2 separate regions of the Homo sapiens genome follow, and region 1 is linked to region 2. Evidence: read pairs that join two places in POLR2A ChIA-PET (ENCODE). Cell type or tissue: OCI-LY7. All regions are shown on one strand. Each heading gives the region's core, and the rest is flanking DNA. Links, peaks and the distances in the headings are about the cores only. Region 1 has its middle 22 kb from the start of MTA3. Region 2 overlaps MTA3 (metastasis associated 1 family member 3).

Region 1 (12,693 bases), core at 3,051-11,050, 51 kb before region 2:
CTCCTGCCTTGGCCTCCCAAAGAGTTGGGATTAGACATAAGCCACAATACCCAGGCTGTAAATACCCTTGACAGGGGAAAATGATCTGTCTATATTTTGAAAAAGTATTTTCCCTTTGTCATTAATATTCTTTCCCCAGCTGGGCACAGTAGCTCACACCTCTAATCCCAGGCCTTTGGAAGGCCGAGGCAGGAGGATCGCTTGAGGCCAGGCGTTCAAGACCAGCCTGGGCAACATAGTAAGACCTTGTCTCTACAAAAAATTTAAAAATTAGCCAGGCATGGTGGTGCATGCCTGTAGTCCTACCTACTTGGAAGGCTGAGGTAGAAGAATCACTTGATCCCAAGAGTTTGTGGTTGCAGTGAGCTGTGATCGTGCTATTGCACTCCAGCCTGGGTGGCAGAGCAAGACCCTGTCTCAAAAAAAAAAAAATTAAAAAAAAAAAGTTTTTTCCCAAATTGATAATTTGCCTTTTAATGTTAGCCATTCAGTAAACAATTCAATGCACGAATTTTGTACTACACATGGTCCCTGACTTATGATGGTTCAACTTAAGATTTTTCGACTTCATGATGGTACAAAAGCCATACACATTCAGTGGAAACCTTACTTCAAATTTTTTTTTTTTTTTTTGAGATGGAGTTTTGCTCTTGTTGCCCAGGCTGGAGTGCAGTGGTGCAATCTCAGCTCACCGCAACCTCCGCCTCCCAGGTTCAAGTGATTCTCCTGCCTCAGCCTTTCTAGTAGCTGGGATTACAGGCATGCACCACCATGCCCGGCTAATTTTGTATTTTTAGTAGAGATGGGGTTTCTCCGTGTTGGTCAGGCTGGTCTCGAACTCCCGACCTCAGGTGATCCACCCGCCTCGGCCTCCCAGAGTGCTGGGATTACAGGCGTGAGCCACTGCGCCCAGCCCAAATTTTGAATTTTGGTCTTTTCCCAGGCTTATTGTGATATTCTTTTGTGATGATGGGCAGTGGCAGGAAGCTGTAGCTCCTGGTCAGCCACACAATCATGAGGATACACAACCTGTAATGTACTCTACAGTGTACTGTTCTCAATACATTCCATGAGATAGTCATCACTTTATTATAAAACAGGCTTTGTGTCAGATGATTTTGCCCAACTGTAGACTACTATGTGTTCTGAGTGTGTTTAAGGTAGGCTAGGCTTAGCTGTGACACTGGGTAGATGAGGTGTATTAAGTGTGTTTTTGACTTACCATGGATTTACCCAGTGGTAACCCCATCATCAGTTGAGGGGCATCTGTAGAGTCCTGTGCCATTCAGTAACCTTGTTTCAGTCACAGTAGCAATTGATTAGGTTATAGCTGTCAGTATATCCCTTCCAGTCCTAAGGATATGCTCCAGCCTCTTGCTGGGATTTAGGTTATTTCCCAAGTCTTCTCAGTAATACCTATTCAAACCACTTCTTCCCTTCAGTCTCTTGTCCAGATGGCTACTGTCAATTAGAGAGGGCTCTGTGGCTGTGAACAATGGAAGCCTGCTCAGGCCAGGAATACTGAACCCATGGGCCCAAAAACCAGCCTCAGGAGGGATTGAAATCTAGAACTAGAGGGTTGTGAGGAGCCAAGGCAGCAGTTTTCTGGGCTTTTCAGTGTGTGTGCTGTCTCCTTTCTGGAACTACACTGATAATCCCTGCTTTATTCTGCTTTCTTTGCAAATGGGTTTGCTCTATGCCTAGATCAAGTATAGACTCACAAGTCTCCACTCCATTCCCAGACTCTTGAGTAACTGACCCATAGGAGTCAGGGGTCTTCCCGTACGCCAGTCAGCTAGGGACAGGGGAGCGGGGTCCCAAATAATACACATGGCCCTGAGCCCATCTCTGCGAAGGGGATGGGAATGTGGGTGAGTTATCAGACAATGCAAGTCGTGGGCTTTCTGTTACGTTATAATCCTATGGAGAACTTCTTGTTATAGATACCCATATGTGAAGAAAAGACTGGTACTGAATACCAAGGATATATTAGTCAGGGTTCTTTAGAGGGACAGAACCAATGGAATATATATATTCAATCAAGTTGACACTCAATATTAACCGTCACACGTACACCCCTTGTTAGCTTAAACCCTTACACATCTCCTGAAATCATACATAATCTTTTATTTTATTTATTTATTTATTTATTTTGAGACGGAGTCTCACTCTGTTGCCCAGGCAAGAGTGTAGTGGCATGACCTTAGCTCACTGCAACCTCCACCTCCCGGGTTCAAGCAATCCTCCCACCTCAGCCTCCTGAGTAGCTGGGATTACAGGTGCCTGCCACCTCACCCAGCTAATTTTTTTTTTGTATTTTTAGTAGAGACAGGGCTTCACCATGTTGGCCAGGCTGGTCTCAAACACCTGACCTTAAGTGACCTGTCCACCTCAGCCTCCCAAAGTGCTGGGATTACAGGCGTGACCCACTGCACCCAGCCCATAATCTTCAAATAAAGACAATAATAAGGTCATATTTACGCCTAACATAATACAACTATCCTTCATACAACCAGAAACACATCAATCCCCAACCCAAACTATTAAGTCTCCCCGAGGAGTTTGGGGCTGGGGTTTTTAAGAGTTTTGGGGTAGGCAAGAAGTGTGGAGAGTGTTGATTGGTCCAAGAGCTCAGGACAAATTCTTAGGACAGGGAGATGAAGAAACTGTATTCTCATGCTGATTCCATTTCTCTGTGGGAGTCTTTAAACTGGGTGGCATCAACTGTTTGCTGGAATTCAGGATCTGAAAAACATCTTAAACAATTTTTTTTGTTTTTTGAGACAGAGTCTCCCTCTGTCGCCCAGGCTGGAGAGCAGTGGCGCAATCTCAGCTCACTGCAAACTCTGCCTCCCTGGTTCAAGCGATTCTCCTGCTTCAGCCTCCTGAGTAGCTGGGATTACAGGTGCACACCACCATGCCCAGCTAATTTTTGTATTTTTAGTAGAGGTGGGGTTTCACTATGTTGGTCAGGCTGGTCTCGAACTCCTGACCTCGTGATCCACCTACCTCGGCCTCCCAAAGTGGTGGGTTTACAGGCGTGAGCCACTGCTCCCAGCCAACAGTTCTTTTTATGTTTGTTTGTTTGAGACGGGGTCTCACTGTGTCACCCAGGCTGGAGAGCAGTGGCAATTATAGCTCATTGCAACAGCCTGGAACTCCTGGACTCAAGCAATCCTCCCACCTCATCCTCCCAAGGGACTGGGACTATACTCACTTGGGAGGTTACTGATTTTTTTTTTTTTTTTTTTGTACAGACAGGGTCTTACTCTGTTGCCCAGGCTGGTTTCAAACATCTGGCCTCAAGCAGTCCTCCCTCCTTGGCCTCCTAAAGTGCTGGGATTACAGGCATGAGCCGCTATGCCTGGTCTTTAAGCAACATTTTAAAAAATTATGTATCTAACATATACATACATTAAAAAATATATATATATATTTTGTTCATTTGTTTTTAATTAGAGACAGGGGTCTCACTATATTGCCTAGGCTTGTCTCAAACTCTTGGGCTCAAGTGGTCCTCCTGTTAGAGAAACAGGAAGATAGCCGAGCCAAGGTGACACCATTTTAAAATCAACTCCATCTTTAAACTAGAAAGACACATTCCTTGCCAGTCCTCCCCATGGTCATAAGATGTTTATGACTAAGGAAGCAGTTTAGTTCGCCTGCAAGGACAAACTCCTATGACAGCAGAATGTCCAGATGTCTCCTGCTATCACATAACAGTATATGCTTCTAAGATAGTTACAGTCTGGCCTGGCACGGTGGCTCACGCCTGTAATCCCAGCAGTTTGGGAGGCCAAAGCAGGCAGATCACAAGGTCAGGAGTTTGAGACCAGCCTGACCAACACAGTGAAACCTCGTCTCTACTAAAAATACAAAAATTAGCTAGGCATGGTGGCACGTGCCTATAGTCCCAGCTACTCAGGAGGCTGAGGCAGGAGAATCGCTCGAACCCAGGAGGCAGAGGTTGTGGTGAGCCAAGATTGCGCCACTGTACTCTGTTGCCAGCTTGGGCAACAGAGCAAGACTCCATCTCAAAAAAAAACAAAAACAAAAACAAAAAAAAAAACATAGTTATAGTCATGCTTTGATGTACTTAGGCACTAAAATACCAAAAATAACTTTTTTTTTTTTTTTCTTTGAGACAGGATCTTGCTCTGTCACTCAGAGCAAGTGTTGGCCAGGCTGGTCTCAAACTCCTGACCTCAGGTGATTGCCACCTCGGCCTCCCAAAGTGCTGGGATTACAGTCGTGAGCCACTTTGCCCAGCATTTTTTTAAAAAAAACAGTGATATTCCTTGCTACTTTAAGCAATTATTAAACAAAACCTTATGATTCTGACATCAGAAATTCTATCTATAGGAAGAATGAGGAGGATGCAAATGGTCAGTATCTCGTGCTATATGGCTTTCAGTTACAAGGAAGTGGGTCAAGTACAGCCTGATTAATGCTTAATTTTAACTATATTTCTGTCTAGAATTTTTGTTAACCCTGTAAGGACAACTTCACAGCTGGCATTTTGACAACCAGCTAATATCTGACCTTAAACAGCCCATTCTTTGAACAACATAATTGTTTGTTTAGGACTCACAAAGTTTAGTGGCCTCCAGCATTCCAAGTCCAGGTGATGAGAGCTGCAGAAAACAGCTCAGTCATGAGACCATTAAGATTTTGAATCCCAACCAGGCGTGGTTGCTCATGCTTGTAATCTCAGCACTTTGGGAGGCCAAGGCAGGAGGATCACTTGAGCCCAGGAGTTTGAGGCCAGCCTGGGCAACATAGTGAGACCCTGTCTCTACCAAAAGTACAAAAATTAGCTGGGTATGGTGGCACACGCCTGTACTCGCAGCTACTTGGGAGGCTGGGGTGAGAGGATCACTTGAGCCTGGGAGGCTGAGGCTGCAGTGAGCCGTGATCATACCACTGCATTCCAGCCTGAGCGACAGAGAGAAACCTTGTCTCAAAAATAAAATTAGAAGAAGAAAAAAAAAGGAACCTAAGAAAACACAAGGCATTGTCAGTAACTCGGGAGAGAAATGCTCTAGGTAAGAACTAGGGCAAGGAAGGCTATGTTTGAGGGATGGAAGGGAGAGTGGGAGGTTCCCAGATAGAATCAATGAGTTGGAGTTAAAAATGTGTGAGTGTTTCGGGGGTGGGACAGCAGAGGAATCTGGTTTCTTATGTGTAAAATAAGGGTATAAGGCCTACCTCATTAGATAAAATGTGTAAAGCTTCTAGTTTAGTGCCTGGCACATGGCAGGTTTTCAAGAGGGTTTAAAGTTGACACATCGTTTTCAATAGATTGCATGATGTGTACCTTAAAGAAGCTTGGGATACAAAAGCAGATAGCTTACATACATGGATGGACATTGAGGCTCATGGATTTCAGACTGAGGTTCAGGTTAAGATTCCTGATTAAGCCCTGACCTGAGATCTCCATACTTCCTACTGTGCCACGCTGCAGTTGGAAGGCCTTCAGACTGGAAATTCTGGTTATTGAAATTCTCTTAAGATGGGTATCTGGAACGTGCCTTCCCAGAAAGATTTCAAGAAATGAAAGACAGGCTCCGCGTTAACACTAATCGCAATGATAATGGTACTATTTAAAAGCAGCTTCCCTAAGCCACTCCTGAAAGGGCAATTGGCTGATCCGGGAATTCACTCTTTAGATAACCTGGTAGGGAAGGGAAGGAGGGAGGGAGGACCTTAGATTTTTAATAAGAAACCATTAACTTCAGCTAACAGCAATAACAATGGAGGCGCCTGGTGACTGCTGGCACTTAAAATATAAATGGAAAACACAGGGCACCTCGGATTTCTCCATTGTTACATGCTAATGAAGTGGCTCCACTCAAACAAAGGCCCCAGGAGAAATTAGTGGAGGGTGTGGCCTGGCCCCACACTGAGGAAGAAGCCTGTGTAGGATGCTGGCAATCTCGGTTCCAGAATTAGGATGTCCTTGTCTGCTCTACTTGGTTTTCTGACCCTGAGTGTCCCTGGACCTGTTTCTTTCAGTAAAATGTGTATAATCAAATCCAGGGGTGGTCATCCCCTGCCATCTAACCTGGCAACTTTGGTCATCCTTTTTCTAATCAAACCAAAAAGAACTGAAAAAAATTACTTGCAGTTTCCTATGTGCACTCCATCTAGAGGCATTTCTAGTTGGTCACTTTTTTCTAGTCAAACTAGAGGCGTTTCTAGGTTGGTCATTCCTAGTTGGTCATCTTTTTTCCTGGTCAAACAAAAAAGAACTGAAAAAAATTACTTAGAGTTTCCTACATGCACTCTATTTAGAGGCATTTCCTGGTTTTATTCCTTACGCATGTTGCAAGACTGCACCCAGCATCCGTGTTCATATAATCTGTGGCGGTAACAGAAGGGGTCTCTATTCTCAATGTCTCACATTTTGGTAGGAAATAGGACATGTGGGCAGACAGGAGGATGAATGTGATCAGGGTGGGACATGCAGGCAAATAACGATACAATGTGGCAGAATGAGACACTTGTCACAGGGATCTTATTGCTAGAGCTTTACAGAGGTGGTAAGAAACTGCGTAGGGAGCTAGCAGGGGCTAATCTGCCAGGCTTCACGAGGATGTGGACTTTAAACTGCAGAGGTTCCCCCCACTACTCTCTGATGACTACAGTCTATGGAGGAACTTTATAAAATACAGATTCCCTGGCCCCTCCCCCAGAGACAGATTTTGTAGGTCTAGGGTGGAGTCTGGAAGTCTACTGATAAAAATCTCAGCTGAATTAAATGAACAATTCGCCAATCGGGCAGCCGGCAGAATCACAGCAGATTCAGAGACTCCAGCCACGTGGTGTAAGATTTACAGACAAAAAAAGGAAGTGATGAACAGAAATAGGACGTGAGGTACAGAACAGCTGGCTTGGTTACAGCTCTGCGTTTGCCTTATTATTATTTCTGAGACTGAATCTTGCTCTGTCGCCCAGGCCGGAGTGCAGTGGCGCAATCTCTGCTCACTGCAACCTCCACCTCCTGGGTTCAAGCGATTCTCGTGCCTCAGCCTCGTAAGTAGTAGCTGGGATTACAGGCACGCGCCAACGCGCCCGGCTAATTTTTGTATTTTTAGTAGAGTCAGGGTTTCACCATGTTGGCCAGGCTAGTCTTGAACTCCTGACCTCAAGTGATCCGCCCGCCAAGGCCTCTCAAAGCGCTGGGATTACAGGCGTCAACCCCCGCGCCTGGAGGCATTTGTCTTATTTGAACACTCAGCAGTTGAAGTATGGCTTCTGGGACTGGCCAAGACTTAGCTATTGTTACAGGCGCATACTCCTAAATTAGGTTTTCAATCTTGTCTATTAAGCTAGGTTGCAGTTCGTCCACGAGGACTCAAATAAAGAAGTACAGAGTCTTTCTAAGGCCATATTTAGTTCGCTTTAACGCGACTAAGAAAAATAAGATAAACTGCCCTGTGGTCCTGACTTAGCTATTGTTACAGGTGCATACTCCTAAATTAGGTTTTCAATCTTGTCTATCTATTAAGCTAGGTTGCAGTTCGTCCACGAGGACTCAAATAAAGAAGTACGGAGTCCTTCTAAGGCCATATTTAGTTAGCTTTAAAGCTACTATGAAAAATAAGATAAGCTGCCCTGTGGTCCTGATGGTCAGCCCAGTTTGGAGGCCACCCATACAGTAGAGAGGCAACCCCAAATAACCCGTGACATTACAATCATCCCCTCTTATCCGTGGTTTTGTTTTCTGAGGTTTTAGTTAACCTGAGGTCTAAAAATATTAAAGGGGGCCGGGCGCGCTGGCTCATGCCTGGAATCCCAGCACTTTGGGAGGCTGAGAGGGGCAGATTGCTTGAGGTCAGGAATTCGAGACCAGCCAGGCCAACATGGCAAAACCCTGTCTCTACAAAAAATACAAAAAATTAGCGGAGCTTGGTGGTACTCACCTGCGATCCCAGCTACTCAGGAGGCTGAGGCACAAGAATTGCTTGAGCCTGGGAGGCAGAGGTTGCAGTGAGCCGAAATTGCTCCACTGCACCCCAGCCTGGGCAGCAAAGCAAGACTCCGTCTCAAAATATACGTATATACATAAAATTAAAATGCAAATATTAAATGGGCTGGGCATGGTGGCTCACGCCTGTAATTCCAGCACTTTGGAAGGCTGAGGCGAGAGGATTGCTTGAGCCCGGGAGTTCAAGACCAGCCTGGGCAACATGGCAAAAACGCCATCTCTACAGAAAACTCTATCTCCACAAAAATTAAGCCAGGTGTGGTGGCACACACCTGGGGTTCCAGCTACCCAGGAGGCTGAGATGGGAGGATCACCTGAGCTGGGGAGGTTGAGGCTGCAGTGAGCTGTGATTGCCCCATGGCACTGCAGCCTGGGTGACAGAGTGAGACCCTGTCTCAAAAAAAAATATATATATATATATATAATATATATATATATATAATATATATATATAATATATATATATATATAATATATATATATATATCAGCGGGCACGGTGGCTCACGCCTGTAATCCCAGCACTTTGGGAGGCTGAGGCAGGCAGATCACCTGAGGTCAGGAGATCAAGACCAGCGTGACCAACATGGAGAAACCCCATTTCTACTAAAAATACAAAATTAGCTGGGCGTGGTCGTGCATGCCTGTAATCCCAGCTACTCGGAGGCTGAGACAGGAGAATTGCTTGAACCTGGGAGGCGGAGCTTGCAGTGAGCCGAGATCGTGCCATTGCACTCCAGCCTGGGCAACAAGAGCAAAACTCCATCTTAAAATATATATATAATATATATATGTATATAATATATTATATTTGTATATATTATATATGTATACGTATATAATATATTATATATTATATACGTGTACGTATATATGTAATATATAATGTATATGTACACGTATATAATATATAATATATTATATACGTATACGTATACATTATATATTACATATATACGTATATACGTATATAAAATATATGTATATATTATATATACGTATATAATATATATTATATAATATATAATATATACGTATACATATAATATATTATATATACATATTATATATTATATATTTAAATTATATATTATATCATATATAATATATATGATATAATATATAATATACATATATTACATAATATATATTATATACATATACATATATAATATATAATATATTATATACATATACATATATAATATATAATATATTATATACATATACATATATAATATATAATATATTATATACATATACATATATAATATATAATATATTATATATACATATTATATATTATATATTTAAATTATATATTATATATGTATATAATGGAAAATTCCAGAAACAAATAATTCAGAAGTTTTAAATTGTGTGTAGCTCTGAGTAACATGAAATCTTGGGCCACCCAACTCCGTCCCACTGTAAGATGAAATCCTGTGCCACCCAACTCCGTCCCACCTGGCACATGCATCCTCCCTTCCTCCAGTGTATCCAGGCTGTACCTGCTCATTAGTCACTTAGTAGCCTTCTTGCTGATCAGATTGATTGTTGCTGTATCACAGCACTTGTGTTCAAGGAACACTTATTTTACCTAATATTGGCTCCAAAGCACAAGAATAATGGTGCTGGCAATTCAGATATGCCAAAGAGCAGCCATAAAGTATTTCCTTTAAGTGAAAAGGTGAAAGTTCTCAGCTTACTAAGGAAAGAAAAAAACTGCAAGCTGAGGTTGCTAAGATCTACCATAAGAACAAATCTTATAGCTATGAAATTGTTAAGAAGGAAAAATAAATTCATGCTGGTTTTGCTGTCACACCTCAACCTGCAAAAATTATGGCCACAGTGCATGATAATTGCTTAGTTAAGATGGAAAAAGCATTAAATTTGTGGGTGGAAGACATTAACAGAAATGTGTTCTGACTGCTAGCAATCAAGTTCAGTACTATCCTTGGTTTCAGCATCCACTGGGGGTCTTGGAAAGCATCTCCGAAGATAAGGTGGGATTACTGTACAATACAGTAGTGTAATGGAGGTGTTAGTGCTCTGGGGAGGAGGTTTTGTATATGCTGAGGGGTTCACCCAATGGAGCAGCAGAAGGAAGGAGGTCAGGTTGTGGAAATGTGGGTGCAAGGCTTAGGCCAAGGAAAGCTCACGTCCTGCTCAAGGAGCTAAGGGTGGCTCAGATTTGGCAGAGTACATGGGGAGAAAGGCGCTGGGACAAGAGACTGGGAAGGGGAACTGGGGGACAGATTGTAAAGGGCTATCCTTGAATATTGTGCTAAGGAATGTGGACTTGATGGTGGAAGTACTGGTGGAGCAATGAAGATATTAAAATTCATGATAGAGGGCCAGGCACAGTGGCTCATGCCTGTAATCCCAGCACTTTGGGAGGCCAAGGTGGGTGGATCAACTGAGGTCAGGAGTTCAAGACCAGCCTGGCCAACATGGCGAAACCCCATCTCTACTAAAAATACAAAAATTAGCCGGGCATGGTGGTGCACACCTGTAGTCCCAGCTACCCCAACTACTTGAGAGGCTGAGACAGGAGAATAGCTTGAATCCAGGAGGGGAGGTTGCAGTGAGCAGAGATCGCACCATTGCACGCCAGCCTGGGTGACAGAACCAGACTCTGACTAAATAAATAAATAAATAAATAAATAAATAAATAAATAAATTAAAATTTATGATAGAATAGTAGATGAAGAAGACTTTCTCTCCAAAACAGCTTTGAGCTCGGGTCATTCATTTGATCAGTGAATATTTCTTTTTTTTTTTTGTTTGTTTGTTTGTTTTTTGAGACGAAGTCTTGCTCTGTCGCCCAGGCTGTAGTGCACTGGTGCAATCTTGGCTCACTGCAACCTCTGTCTTCTAGGTTCAAACAATTCTCCTGTTTCAGCCTCCCGAATAGCTGGGATTACAGATGCACACCACCATGCCTGGCTAAGTTTTATATTTTTAGTAGAAATGGGGTTTCACCACGTTGGCCACCCTGTTCTCGAACTCCTGACCTGAGGTAAACCACCTGCCTCAGCCTCCCAAAGTGCTGGGATTACAGGCCTGAGTCACCACGCTGGCTTTATTTCTCAAGTATCTTCTATCTGCCAGGTGTGCCCTTGAGGAGACTGCAGTACATAAAACAGACAGACATGCCTCTTCTCAAAGAGCTTACATTTTAGTGGGAAAAACATATTGTAAGTACAATATATGGTATGTCAGGTGTGTTATGGAGAGGAATAAAGCGGGAGAGAGTGACACAGAGTGCTGGGGAGTTGAGCAGATATTACAATGTTAAATAGGATGGGAAGGGAAGACTGCACTGAGGAGGTAATTTTTTTTTTCTTTTTGAGATGGAGTTTCGCTCTGGAGTGCAGTGGTGCGATCTCGGCTCACTGCAACCTCCGCCTCCTGGGTTGAAGCAATTCTCTGCCTCAGTCTCCAGAGTAGCTGGGATTACAGGCACCCGCCACCACGCCTGGCTAATTTTTTGTATTTTTAGTAGAGACGGGGTTTCACCATGTTGGCCAAGATGGTCTCGATCTCTTGACCTCTTGATCCACCCACCTCGGCCTCCCAAAGTGCTGGGATTACAAGTGTGAGCCACCGTGCCTGGCCTGTTTGTTTTTTAATAGAGATGAGGTCTCCCTATATTGCCCAGGCTGGTATCAAATTCCTGGGCTCAAGCAGTCCTCCCACCTCTGCCTCCCAAAGTGGGAGATGTATTTGAGCTGTCAAGCCGGTGAGGGAAGTTTGGGGTGAAGCAGAATTGCAAAGGCCCTGAGACTGGTGTGTGCCTGGCATGTCTAGGGAATAATCAGACCAGTGTGGCTGAGCAGCAGTGAGCTGGTAAAGAGATAAAGGCCACAGCCGAGAAGTAAGGGGAGAGGTATGAATCAGATGGGATTTGGTTATTCCTTCCTGCCCTTTCTTAGATAAATTAATGAATAATACAAGTGAATCTGAGCTCATCAGCAAATTTAGAGCAGACTATGAAGATGCTTGTCTTAAAACTTTCTCTCACTTGGACTATTGAAAAGGCTTTTTAAAACTAGACTCCTAGCCCCAGGGGGTGGTGGCTAAAGCCTGTAAGTAATCCCAACACTTTGGGAAGTGAGGTGAGAGGATCCCTTGAGCCCAGGAGTTTGAGGCTGCAATAAACGCCCAGATGGCACCACTGCACTACCACCTGGGTGATGGAAGAGACTCCTTGTCCAAAAAAAAAAAAAAAAGAAGAAGAAGAAGAAAAAGAAAAAAGAAAGGGCCAGGCGTGGTGGCTCATGCCTGTAATTCCAGCATTTTGTGAGGCCGAGGTGGGCGGATCATGAGGTCAAGAGATAGAGGCCATCCTGGCCAACATGGTGAAGCCCCGTCTCTACTAAAAATACAAAAATTAGCCAGGTGTGGCGGCACATGCCTGTAGTCCCAGCTACTCGGGAGGCTGAGGCAGGAGAATTGCTTGAACCCAGGAGGTGGAAGCTGCATTGAGCCGAGATCGCGCCACTCCCCTCCAGCCTGGGCGACACCGCAAGACTCCATCTCAAAAAATTAAAAAAAAAAAAAAAATCAAAGAAAGTTCTACTCCGAGGCTGAGTATGATGGCTCACACCTATAATCCCAGCACTTTGGAAGGCCGAGGCAAGAGGATTGCTTGAGGCCAGGAGTTTGAGATCAGCCTGGGCAACATAGGGAGACCCTGTC
Region 2 (12,693 bases), core at 2,151-10,150:
AATGAAAACATAAACATATATATTAGCTTAGGCCTACACAGGGTCAGGATCATCAATATCACTGTCTTCTCAGTCCACATCTTGTCCCACTGGAAGGTCTTCAGGAACAGTAACACACACGGAGCTATCATCTTTGATAACAATTCCTTCTTTTGGAATACCTTCCGAAGGACCTGTCTGGGGCTGTTTTACAGTTAACCTTTTTTCCTTAATGAGTAGAAAGAATACACTCTAAGACAACAATAGGCCAGGTGCGGTGGCTCACGCCTGTAATCCCACCACTTGGGGAGGCTGAGGTGGGGGGATCAGTTGAGGTCAGGAGTTCGAGACCAGCCTGACCAATATGGTGAAACACTGTCTCTACTAAAAAATAACAAAAGTTAGCTGGGTGTGGTGGCATGGGCCTGTAATCGCAGCTACTTGGGAGACTGAGGCAGGAGAATCGCTTGAACCCAGGAGGTGGTGGTTGCAGTGAGCCGAGATCATGTCACTGCACTCCAGCCTTGGCAACAGAGCAAGGCTCTGTCTCAAAAAAAAAAAATTAAATAGAATTAAAACAACAATAAAACATATAGTATATTGGCCAGGTGCAGTGGCTCACACCTGTAATCTCAGCCCTTTGGGAGGCCGAGGTGGGCGGATCACTTGAGGTTAGGACATTGAGACCAGCCTGACCAACATCGTGCTACTGCACTCCAGCCTGGGTGACAGAGCGAGACTCTGTGTCAAAACAAAAAAAAGTATAGTATAATAAATACATAAATCAGTAACATAGTCATTATCTATGTCAAGTGTTAGTACTGTACATAATTCTATGTGCTATACATTTATTTGATGGGCAGTACAGTAGGTTTGTTTATACCAGTATCATCACAGACATGTGAGTAATGCTTTGTGCCATGATATTACCGCTATAGTGTCACTGGGCAGTTGGAGTTTTTCAGCTTCATTATAACCTTAAGGGACCGTTGTTCATATGTGTGGTTTGCTGTTGACTTAAATGTTATGTGGTGTGTGACTATATATGTCATTTAGTACTCGGAGGACTATGGCATCTATCTTTATTTATTTATTGATATGGAGTCTTTATTTATTTACTGAGACGGAGTTTTGCTCTGTACACTACAATGGAACCTGTGAATAGCCACTGCATTTCAGCAGCCTGGGCAACATAGCAAGACCCCATCTCTATAAAAAATAAATGGTTATATGCATTGTGATTTTGACAGATATTACCAAATTAATTGCTTCAGATATTCTTCCAATTTACACCTACCAGCAATGAATGAGTGCCCATTCCCTTCCATTTTTACCAGTATAGGATTAAGTTTTTTTTTTTTTTTTTTTTTGAGACGTCTTCTTTTGTCACCCAGGCTAGAGTGCAGTGGTGTGATCTCAGCTCACTGCAACTTCCCCCTGTCAGGTTCAAGCGATTCTTCTGCCTCAGCCTCACAAGTAGCTGGGATTACAGGCGCACACCACCATGCCTGGCTAATTTTTGTATTTTTAGTAGAGGTGGGATTTCACTATGTTGGCCAGGCTGGTCTTGAACTCCTGACTTCAGATGATCCACCTGCCTTGGCCTCCCAAAGTGCTAGGAGGGAGCCATGCGCCAGGCCCCTTTTTTTTTTTTTTTTTTTTTAAAAGACAGTCCCTAGGCTGGAGTGCAGTGGCATGATCTGAGCTCATAGCAACCTCTGCCTCCCGGGCTCAAGCAATTCTTATGCCTCAGCCTTCTGAGTAGCTGGAATTACAGGTGTGCACCACCATGCCCGGCTAATTTTTTGTGTTTTTAGTAGAGACAGGGTTTCACCATGTTGGCCAGGCTGGTCTCAAACTCCTGACCTCAGGTGATCCACCCAACTCGGACTCCCAAAGTGCCGGGATTACAGGTGGGAGCCACTGCACCAGGCCTAGGATTAAATTTTTTAATCTTTACTAATCTTACAGATTAAAAATGGTGCCTTGGTGGGATTGTATCTTAAATTTCTTATGACTGAAGTGGAACATCTTTTTATATATATATATAAATATATATATACACACATATATAAATATACATATATACATATATAAATATACATATATATATATATATATATATATTTTTTTTTTTTTTTTGAGACAGAGTCTCACTCTGTTGCCCAGGCTGGAGTCCAGTGGCGCGATCTCAGCTCACTGTAAGCTACACCTCCTGGGTTCACGCCATTCTCCCGCCTCAGCCTCCCAAGTAGCTGGGACTACAAGAGCCTGCCACTACGCCTGGCTAATTATTTATTTATTTATTTATTTATTCATTTATTTATTTTTTAGTAGAGATGGGGTTTCACCGTGTTAACCAGGATGGTCTTGATCTCCTGACCTCATGATCTGCCTGCCTCGGCCTCCCAAAGTGCTGGGATTACAGGTGTGAGCCACCACACTGGGCCATAGTTATCTATTCTTATTCAAAACCAAGGTAGTAAGGCTAAACAGGAGCTTCATTTTTTTTTTTTTTTTTTTTTGAGACAGAGTCCCGCTCTGTCACCCAGGCTGGAGTCCAGTGACGCGATCTCAGCTCACTGCAAGCTCCACTTCCCAGGTTCACGCCATTCTCCTGCCTCAGCCTCCCGAGTAGCTGGGACTACAGGTGCCTGCCACCATGCCCGGCTAATTTTTTTGTGTTTTTAGTAGAGATGGGGTTTCACCGTGTTAGCCAGGATGGTCTCAATCTCCTGACCTCGTGATCTGCCTGCCTCGGCCTCCCAAAGTGCTGGGATTACAGACGTGAGCCACTGTGCCCGGCATGTTTTTATATTTTTAAAAGGCCACATGTGTGTCCTTTTCTGTGAACTGTTTATATTCTTTGCCTATTTTGAGTTTAACTTTTGCTAAATTAATTTGTAGGGGGAAAATAATAAAAGAAACCTTTAGTTACTCCAATAAAGGAAGTAAAGCAGATATTCCTAATTGTAAACTGACGTGTTTAACCTTACATTTTTCCGTGACTTCTTCTCCTATTAGAACAAGGAAATACATTTTACTTAGCTTTTCTTCTTTCCTTGTCCTCTACCTTCCCATGTTTAAGTAAACGGTATTTGGGTATATATATATTTTTTCAGATCACATAGGACTGGAAAAAATTTTAAAAATTATTATTGTAACTTTTTACTTAGTAACTTATGACTTAGTAATAAGTTACAATAATGATTTAACAATAATAGTAGGAGCTAACACATAATACCAGACACTCTAAATGCTTTTACATGTAAGTCCATTTTATTCTACATGTAAGTTAAGTCCATCTTACATTATATATGTCCCCATCTAAGTTTCTGAAAGCATTTGTCTGTGATTCATTCTGCCCAGTTTTTGAAATCTTAATACTTCCGAGAGAAATACTAAAGAGAGAAGGGAAAATAAAAGAACAATAAAAGGTCATCCTGGCATTTGAAAAACTTTTTCTTATTTCTAATTTTGTACTTCAGTCACAAAGTTTATTAGGAATAAAGCTAAACATAGTTGATTTTTAAGATGTGTGTTGTATTTTCTTATAACATTTTACATTTTGAGAACATAGCCCATGGCTTTTTGTTTCTTAGTCTATGAAGTGTGTAGGCACATAGACCTCAGTCAGCCTGCTACTCTCCTTTTGCAGCCAGGGCCCAACCAAGATACTGAGTCCTTACTCTGCCCTTGGGCCCACTTGGTCCTTTCTAGCCAGCTGTTACCCCTTGATTGGAGTTGGCATAAAATCTATTTTTTATCACAGCATTAAAGTAATCAACTTTCATTTAAAAGGACATTTTTCTCTTGCTATTTTATGGAGTTTTTATTTTTGTAAGTGACATTTTGTAATTGGCAGTTATGGCAAGTTTGTGTCTCATTAACCAGATTATTATCAACTGTAAATATTATAAAGGTTTATTATTTGACAAGTTAATTATGTTTTATGATATACATTTTCTTATTGATCTGGTCTTCTGAATGTTAATGGTTTATATTTTTTGTGAACAAAGCAAGTACTGTATTAATACTTTAAAATTGATGTCACATTGCTTATTGATCATTAAATGAGGCATTCCAGCAATTAGATATTCTTAAGCTTTTTAGAAAGCCTTGTGTTAGCTTTACTTCTGTCATTGTGTGGCTTAATTTGTGGTCTGGAAGAATACAGGCTCATGTTGTATATTTTCATGTGACTAGTTGATTGAAAATCCTTAATTTTTTTTTTGCTGTCTGTGGACTTACAGAATGAAAATCATTTTTATACTTGAAGTAGCTAATCTAAAATTTTCCACAAGTTATCTTTTTTTTTTGGAGACAGAGTCTCGCTCTGTCGCCCAGGCTGGAGTGCAGTGGTGCGATCTTGGCTCACTGCAACCTCTGCCTCCCGGGTTCAAGCAATTCTCCTCCCTCAGCCTCCTGAGTAGCTGGGACAACAGGAGCAAACTGCATTGCCCGGTGAATAATTTTTTTTTTGTATTTTAGTAGAGACGGGGTTTCACCTTGTTGTCCAGGCGGGTTTCGAAATCCTGAGCTCAGGCAATCCGCCCACCTCGGCCTACCAAAGAATTGGGATTAGAGGCATGAGCCACTACACCTGGCCATCTTTTTAAAAAATTATTATTATTATTATTTTTGTAGAAATGGGGTCTCACCGTGTTGCCCAGGCTGGTCTCAAAGTACTGGTTTCATGTGATCCTACTGCCTAATCCTCCCAAGGTGTTGGGATTACAGGAGTGAGCCACTGCACCTGGCCGACAAGTTATCTTTTTTTTTTTTTTTTTTTTCTGTTTTTGAGATGGAGTCTTGCTGTGTTGGCCAGGCTGGAGTGCAGTGGCATGATCTCGGCTCACTGCAACCCCCACCTCCTGGGTTCAAGCAATTCTCCTGCCTCAGCCTCCTGAGTTACTGGGATTACAGGCGTGCACTACCACGCCCAGCTAATTTTTGTATTTTTAGTAGAGATGGGGTTTCACCATGTTGGCCAGGCTGGTCTCAAACTCCTGACCTTGTGATCTGCCCGCCTCAGCCTCCCAAAGTGCTGGGATTACAGGTGTGAGCCACCTCACCCACCTGTTTTTTTTTTTTTTGAGATGGGGTCTTGCTCTGTTGCCCAGGCTGGAGTGCAGTGGCACCATCTCAGCTTACTGCAACCTCTGCCTCCCAGGCTCAACTGATCCTCCTGCTTCAGCCTCCTGAGTAGCTGGGACTACAGTTGTGTGTCATCGTGTCTGGTTAATTTTTGTATCCTTTTGTAGAGACAGGGTTTTGCCACGTTGCCCAGGCTGGTCTTGAACTCCTGGGGTGAAGCGATCTGCCCACTTTAGCCTCCCAAAGTGTTAGGATTACAGGCATGAGCCACTGCGCCTGGCCAAGTTATCTTTTTAAAACAAATCTTTTTATTGAAGTATAGTGTACATTCACTGAATTCCGGATCTTTTTGCTACTATTTTTATTTCTTTTCTTTTCTTTTTGTTTTTTTGAGACAGAATCTTGCTCTGTTGCCCAGGCCGGAGTGCAGTGGCATGATCTTGGCTCACTGCAACCTCCACCTTCTGGGTTCAAGTGATTCTCCTGCCTCAGCCTCCTGAGTAGCTGGGACTATTGCCACCACACCCAGCTAATTTTTTGTATTTTTAGTAGAGATGGGGTTTCACTGTGTTAGTCAGGATGGTCTGTATCTCCTGACCTCGTGATCCACCCGCCTCGGCCTCCCAAAGTGCTGGGATTACAGGCGTGAGCCACCGCGCCTGGCCTTCACTACTTCTATTTCTAAATAGTGCTTTTACCTTAATATAGTGCCTCTATATTTAGGTAGTCCAAAGTATTTTTCATTTAGCATTCCAAATCACGGAATTTTAGACCTGTAAGGACCTTATACATAATCTGTTTAAACCCTCTGTATTTTTTGGTTGAGTCCTTGGTTAGGTCTAAGGTCACCTAACTGGATTAGTATCCTGTCCTCTAAATGCTTCTTTTGTATGTTTTATTTATCTCCTTAAAATTTATTTTGGATAAGATAAATATACTGCATTTTGTTATATGTTTGTATAATTTGGCATTATGGGGCAGATAAATTAACGTTGTTGAGCCTTAATTCATCTTTACAAGGGACTCATTAATACTTTCTACCTTATTACCCTTCCTGTGTTGAGGGTTTTTGTAGCGATTAAATGAATAAAAGCCCCTACAAATCATAAGACATGCAGAAAACAGTAGCTTTGACTGGGCCCCCTGGAGGACTTTCACATTAACACAGAAGCCTTGACATACATGGGAAGTGGGTACCACTGGAGGCTTTTCTAGAGTTGTGCTAGTGGCATGCATTTTCAGTTGTCCCTTCCAGCCAGGAAGTTGGAAAATGGTCATCTGAAGCCTTAGTTCACTCTGCCCCTTTCTTGACACCTAGGAATGTGGAGAATGGTTGTGGCTGCTCTCCTTTTTAACTTCGTTTGCTAGTGGTGACAGCTCAGGGCTCAGGACGGTGGCTAATGTCCCATATCCTTTCAGTGTACCTCATGCCAGTTCCTTTCCGCAAGTTTTTCCTGAGCCAGTGTTGCATCGTGTCCATGTTTATAAGACTTCTATGAGTCTTTAAAGCTGCACATGTTTTCATATTATGGGGATTTGTGCATCTTTCTAGCAACATTATAAAAATAGTTGGCTAGCCAAACTTGCTTTACATTTAATAGTAGTGGTACCGGGCGCGGCGGCTTATGCCTGTAATCCCAATCCCAGCACTTTGGGAGGCCGAGGCGGGTGGATCACAAGGTCAGGAGATCGAGACCATCCTAGCTAACACAGTGAAACCCCGTCTCTACTAAAAAAAATACAAAAATTAGCCGGGTGTGGTGGCGGGCGCCTCCAGCTACTCAGGAGGGTGAGGTAGGAGAATGGCGTGAAGCTGGGAGGTGGAGGTTGCAGTGAGCCGAGATTGCGCCACTGCACTCCAGCCCGGGCGACAGTGTGAGACTCCATCTCCAAAAAAAAAGAAAAGAGTAGTGGTAATTCATGTGGGTGAAACTGCAGTTCCTGACAGGAATTAATTTCATCATGGTAGAAAATTATTCAAGGTTAAGATGTTGTAAAGATATCCCTAAAGATAACAAAATAAAATATTTTATTTCCTGTTTTTGTTTAATTCTTTTTGTCATTAAGGTATAATATGGTTGACTCATTTGGTGGGTTTTTGTAGCTTAAGGAGTTTCATTTCTTCTTTTGTTTAGGTGGTTTTCAGACTACTCTGTTCTCTATACAGTTAGGGAAATGTTTTCCATTTCAAGACTTTTTAAAAAACTTGCTTATGGGCCAGGCATGGTGGCTCACGCTTGTAATCCCAGCACTTTGGGAGGCCGAGGCGGGCGGATCACGAGGTCAGGAGATTGAGACCATCCTGGCTAACACAGTGAAACCCTGTCTGTACTAAAAATACAAAAAAAATTAGCTGGGTGTGGCGGCACATTCCTGTAGTCCCAGCTACTCAGGAGGCTGAGGCAGGAGAATCGCTTGAACCCAGGAGGCAGAGGTTGTAGTGAGCCAAGGTCGCGCCACTGCACTCCAGCCTGGGCAACAGAGCGAGACTCTGTCTCAAAAAAAACAAAACAAAACAAAAAAACTTGCTTGTGGTTGTCTGTCTTTTCATATGAACAGCTGTAAAGGGGAAAGGGCAACAGGATTAGAAGAAATTTGTTAGTGAAGGGCTCCCAGAATGAAATGTACTATAGCAGATGGTTGCAGGAAGTGAAGTTATAATCCTTTACCCTCCAACTGATTCTTATTTCCATTTTGTCCATGGTAGACTATTAATTTTCTGACTTTTGGTTTCCAAACTGGTTAAAGGTTTGAAAAAGGTTACATCCTATAGTATATATGGCCCATGTTTCTTTTTATTAATTTTTTTTTTTTTTGCATCCCCTTTCCCATTCAGGCCCATGTTTCTTTGTTTTGTTTTGAGACCGAGTCTTGCTCTGTCACCCAGGCTGGAGTGCAGTGGTGTGATCTCCGCTCACTGCAACCTCTGCCTCCTGGGTTCAAGCGATTCTTGTGCCTCAGTCTCCTAGTAGCTAGGATTACAGGGATGCGCCACCACACCTGGCTGATTTTTGTATTTTTAATAGAGATGGGGTTTCGCCATGTTGGCCAGGGTGGTCTTGAACTCCGGACCTCAGCTGATCTGCCTGCCTTGGCCTCGCAAAGTTCTGGGATTACAGACGTAAGCCACTGTGATTAGCTCAATGGTTCATTTCTTTTACATCTTTTATTTGCTGAGTAGAGTTTGTCTCTGGATTTTTTTCTTTTTTCTTTTTTTCTCTTTTTGAGATGGAGTCATGTTCTGTCGCTTAGGCTTGAGTGCAGTAGCGTGTTCTTGGCTCACTGCAACCTCCGCCTCCCGGGTTCAGGTAATTCTCCTGCCTCAGCCTCCCGAGTAGCTGGGACTATAGGCATGCGCCTCCACGTCCGGCTAATTTTTGTATTTTTAGTAGAGACAGGGTTTCACCATGTTGTCCAGGATGGTCTCCATCTCTTGATCTCACGATCTACCCGCCTTGGCCTCCCAAAGTGCTGGGATTAAGGTGTGAGTCACCATCCCTGACCCATTTTTTATTATTATAAATCAACTTGAACTTTGTTCTGGGATGCATTTAAGTTACTTGGAAACAGCCTGATGTTTGGTTGTTGCATCTGTGATTTGTTAAGTGAGTGTGGAGCAGTGCTCAGCCTGGGGCTTAATTATTCCCTCTTACAGAGGCAAGACCTTTTTGTGTAGTCTATCCAATACGCTATGAACTATTAAGTTTTTCCAGTGTGGCTGTTTGTAAATAAATACTGCTCACAACACTGTGTAAGCACTGAGCACTGCCTTGTCTGTTTTGTTGTTGTTGTTTTGAGGCAGGGTCTCCGTCAAGTGACCCTCTCGCTGGTGCGTGCCGCCACACGACTAACTTTCTAAGTTTTGTTTTGTAGACATGAGGTGTTACTATATTGCTCAGGCCAGTCTTGAACTTCCAGGCTCAAGGGATTCTCCCACCTCGGCCTCCTGAGTAGCTGGGATTCCAGGTTCACGCCACGAAGCCCACCTAATTTTTTTTGAGACAGAGTCTTGCAGTGCTGCCCAGGCTGGAGTGCAGGGTTGCGATCTCAGCTCACTGCAACCTCCACCTTTCAGGTTCAAGTAATTCTCCTGCATCAGCCTCTGGAGTAGCTAGGATTTCAGGTGTGCACCACCACTGCCAGCTGTTTTTGTCTGATCCCATGGAGTCTTGCTCTGTTGTCCAGGTTGGAGTGCAGTGGGATGATCTTGGCTCACTGCAACCTCCACCTCTCGGATTCAAGGAATTCTCCCACCTCAGCCCCCTGAGTAGCTGGGATTACAGTCACCCACCACCTTGCCCGGCTAATTTTTGTATTTTTAGTAGAGGCGGGGGTCTTGCCATGTTGGCCAGGCTGGTCTCGAACTCCTGACCTCAGGTGATCCACCCATCTTGGCCCCCCAAAGTGTTGGGATTACAGGCGTGAACCACTGCCCAGTCCTAATTTTTGTATTTTTTTGTAGAGATGGGGTTTCATCCTGTTGCCTAGGCTGGTCTGGATCTCCTGGGCTCAAGCTGTCCACCTGCCTCGGCCTCCTGAAGTGCTGGGATTACAGGCGTGAGCCACCATACCCAGCCTTAGTTGTTGTTCTCCTATTACTGAACATTTGGCTTATTTCCAGTTTTTGGCTACTGCAAATAAAGCTCCTATGAACATTCATGTACAGGTCTTTTGGTGTACTTATGCTCTCATTTCTCTTGGGTAATTACCTAGGAGAAACATTGTTGGTTCATGTGGTGGAAGAAACTTGTCACAGAAATTTTACTTCAGTAGATTTTGCCACACAGATTCCCAAAGTGGTTGGACCAATTTTTCACTTCCTCTGTTAATGTATGAGAACTCCAGTTGGTCTATGTTCTTTCAGTCTTTTAAATTTTTAGCTATTATGGTACCATAAGTTTAATGCTTCATTTGGGTAATATGAGGGCTAGGGTGATCAAATTGTCCTCATTTGCTGGGGACTGAGGGGTTCTCTAAATGAGGGATTTTGAGCTTTAAAACTGGGAGACACTCCCTAATGAGGTTTTTAGCTGAGTTAGCAGGATGTGAAGGGAAAAGCAGTAAATTCCCTCAGTCAGACCAAGCCCAAGTACAGATACCTGGGCTATCCTTATCCAGAGGAGTGTTCTCTAATTACCAAAGACAGGGGCCCAGCCATCCACCCCCTTTCCCTTCTGGTGTCCGTTCAGACTGATTTCTTCAGAGAAGCCTCTGCTGGCTCATCAAGCTACATGACATGAATTTCCTCTGTCATGCTTCCAGAGTATGCTGTGTAATTTTATAGTACTCACCAAATCTGAAGGTATATATTCTTGCCTGGAATCCAGGATGGACTGTAATTCAGGGTAGGACTTTTATGGCTTCCTCATAGCCTCAGAACACGTTGGTAGGCACATCAATAAATTTACTTTTTTTTTTTTTTTTTTGCTGGGGGTAGGGTGGAAGGGAGAACACAGGTCCTTGTTAAAACATGTGGCAAGGCAGATTGTTAGATGTATAAGCCGTGAAAGTTTAGTTTTTACCCTAATGGTGGTTGGTTGGAAGTTATTGAGGCCTTTTTATCAAAACGGGAGAAATAGAAATTGTGTTTTAGGAAGCTGCTTGCTGGGGTGTTAATGAATTAGAGGATGGATGGTGCTCTGTTGGTGCTAGATAATTTGGTTCTGATTCTTTGTTTTAAAATTGATAGCAAGTGAAAAATAGTACAGTAGCATGTTGAGACTATATAAAATTCCATATGGACTTGGAATTTATTACAGTATTGGGCAGCTTTTGCCCGATGCAGTGTTCTTTGAATAAATATAAAGCAGAAATAGCTTAAATTTCTGATGGGATCCTGATTTGCTATAGAATAACTGATGAGTCCTTGTATCTCACACTGTGGAAATAAAATTTCTGTGGTAAATTTCTTAAAGTCAGTAAAGTAAAAAACTCATACTTAGCCAATTTTTGGTTTTCATTTAATATGTACTTTAAGGTAAGATTTCTTTTGCATTTAGTTCAGCAGTTCCTGAAATCCTTTCCAGGGGGTCTATGAGGTCAACACAATTTTCTTTCTTTCCTTTTTATTTTCTTTTGAGACGGAGTCTGGCTCTGTCACCCAGGCTGGTGTGCAGTGATGGCTCACTGCAAGCCCCGCCTCCCGGCTTCACGCCATTCTCCTGCCTCAGCCTCCCCACTACCTGGGACTACAGGCGCCCACCATCTCACCTGGCTAATTTTTCTATTTTTAGTAGATACGGAGCTTCATTGTGTTAGCCAGGATGGTCTCGATCTCCTGACCTTGTGATCCGCCTGCCTCGGTCTCCCAACGTGCTGGGATTACAGGCGTGAGCCACCGCACCCAGCTCTTTGTTTTTGAAACAGAGTTTTGCTCTTGTCGCCCAGGCTGGAGTGCAATGGCGTGATCTTGGCTTACTATAACCTCCGTCTCCTGGGTTCAAGCGATTCTCCTGCCTGAGTCTCCAGAGTAGCTGGGATTACAGGCTCCCGCCACTATGCCCAGCTAATATTTTGTACTTTTAGTAGAGATGGGGTTTCACCATATTGGCCAGGTTGGTCTCAAACTCCTGACCTCAGGTGATCCACCCGCCTCGGCCTCCCAAAGTGCTGGGATTACAGGCATGAGCCACTGCGCCCGGCGTCCAGTGTAACTCTTAAGTTTAGTCTCCCATCCACTTTGTGTTAAATCTTGAAAGAAGAATTTTGAAAAGCACTGGAATGAAATGTGAAAAATAAAGCCCCTTTTACAGTAACTTATTGATGTTTATGTTCTGCAGTGTTTTATGCTGTAACTTTGTGAGTCTATCCTTGCTGCTGCTGAATTTAGTGTTGCTCGATAATTCTTACTTGGTCTGCTCTGAATGTTTCTTTTCTTTTTTTTTTTTTTTAATTTATTTTTTTATTGATAATTCTTGGGTGTTTCTCACAGAGGGGTATTTGGCAGGGTCATGGGACAATAGTGGAGGGAAGGTCAGCAGATAAGCAAGTGAACAAAGGTCTCTGGTTTTCCTAGGCAGAGGACCCTGCGGCCTTCCGCAGTGTTTGTGTCCCTGATTACTTGAGATTAGGGATTGGTGATGACTCTTAACGAGCATGCTGCCTTCAAGCATCTGTTTAACAAAGCACATATTGCACCGCCCTTAATCCATTTAACCCTGAGTGGACACAGCACATGTTTCAGAGAGCACAGGGTTGGGGGTAAGGTCACAGATCAACAGGATCCCAAGGCAGAGGAATTTTTCTTAGTGTAGAACAAAATGAAAAGTCTCCCATGTCTACTTCTTTCCACACAGACACGGCAACCATCCGATTTCTCAATCTTTTCCCCACCTTTCCCGCCTTTCTATTCCACAAAGCTGCCATTGTCATCCTGGCCCGTTCTCAATGAGCTGTTGGGTACACCTCCCAGATGGGGTGGTGGCCGGGCAGAGGGGCTCCTCACTTCCCAGTAGGGGCGGCCGGGCAGAGGCGCCCCTCACCTCCCGGACGGGGCGGCTGGCCGGGCGGGGGGGCTGACCCCCCCCACCTCCCTCCCGGACGGGGCGGCTGGCCGGGCGGGGGGCTGACACCCCCACCTCCCTCCCGGACGGGGCGGCTGGCCGGGCAGAGGGGCTC

The links. ChIA-PET counts read pairs that join two places held together with the same protein. Peaks named below come from ENCODE experiments on the same cell type or tissue, not always from the same donor. Only the 100,000 strongest peaks of a DNase experiment are listed, where the experiment ranks them.
Region 1: POLR2A ChIA-PET joins it to region 2 with 10 read pairs; 5 of 35 experiments call an interaction of 5 or more read pairs at or near these places.

What each region holds. Positions count from the first base shown.
Region 1 is chr2:42,540,416-42,553,108 of GRCh38, forward strand. It overlaps a transcript of MTA3 not described here. Among named protein-coding and RNA genes, the nearest start is that of MTA3, 22 kb to the right of the region's middle. RefSeq lists enhancers at 5,182-6,068, 6,964-7,469. In OCI-LY7, for the core only: a CTCF peak has its summit at 6,250; DNase peaks (open chromatin) are centred at 5,876, 6,816 and 7,386; H3K4me3 peaks cover 2,911 bases; H3K27ac peaks cover 3,414 bases.
Region 2 is chr2:42,592,624-42,605,316 of GRCh38, forward strand. All of the region lies in intron 3 of MTA3 (metastasis associated 1 family member 3), which reads left to right. The region is part of intron 2 of LOC105374555 (a long non-coding RNA gene); the gene reads right to left. Among named protein-coding and RNA genes, the nearest start is that of MTA3, 30 kb to the left of the region's middle. In OCI-LY7, for the core only: CTCF peaks have their summits at 6,211 (motif pointing left) and 6,417; DNase peaks (open chromatin) are centred at 6,228, 7,208 and 7,618; H3K4me3 peaks cover 1,739 bases; H3K27ac peaks cover 2,824 bases.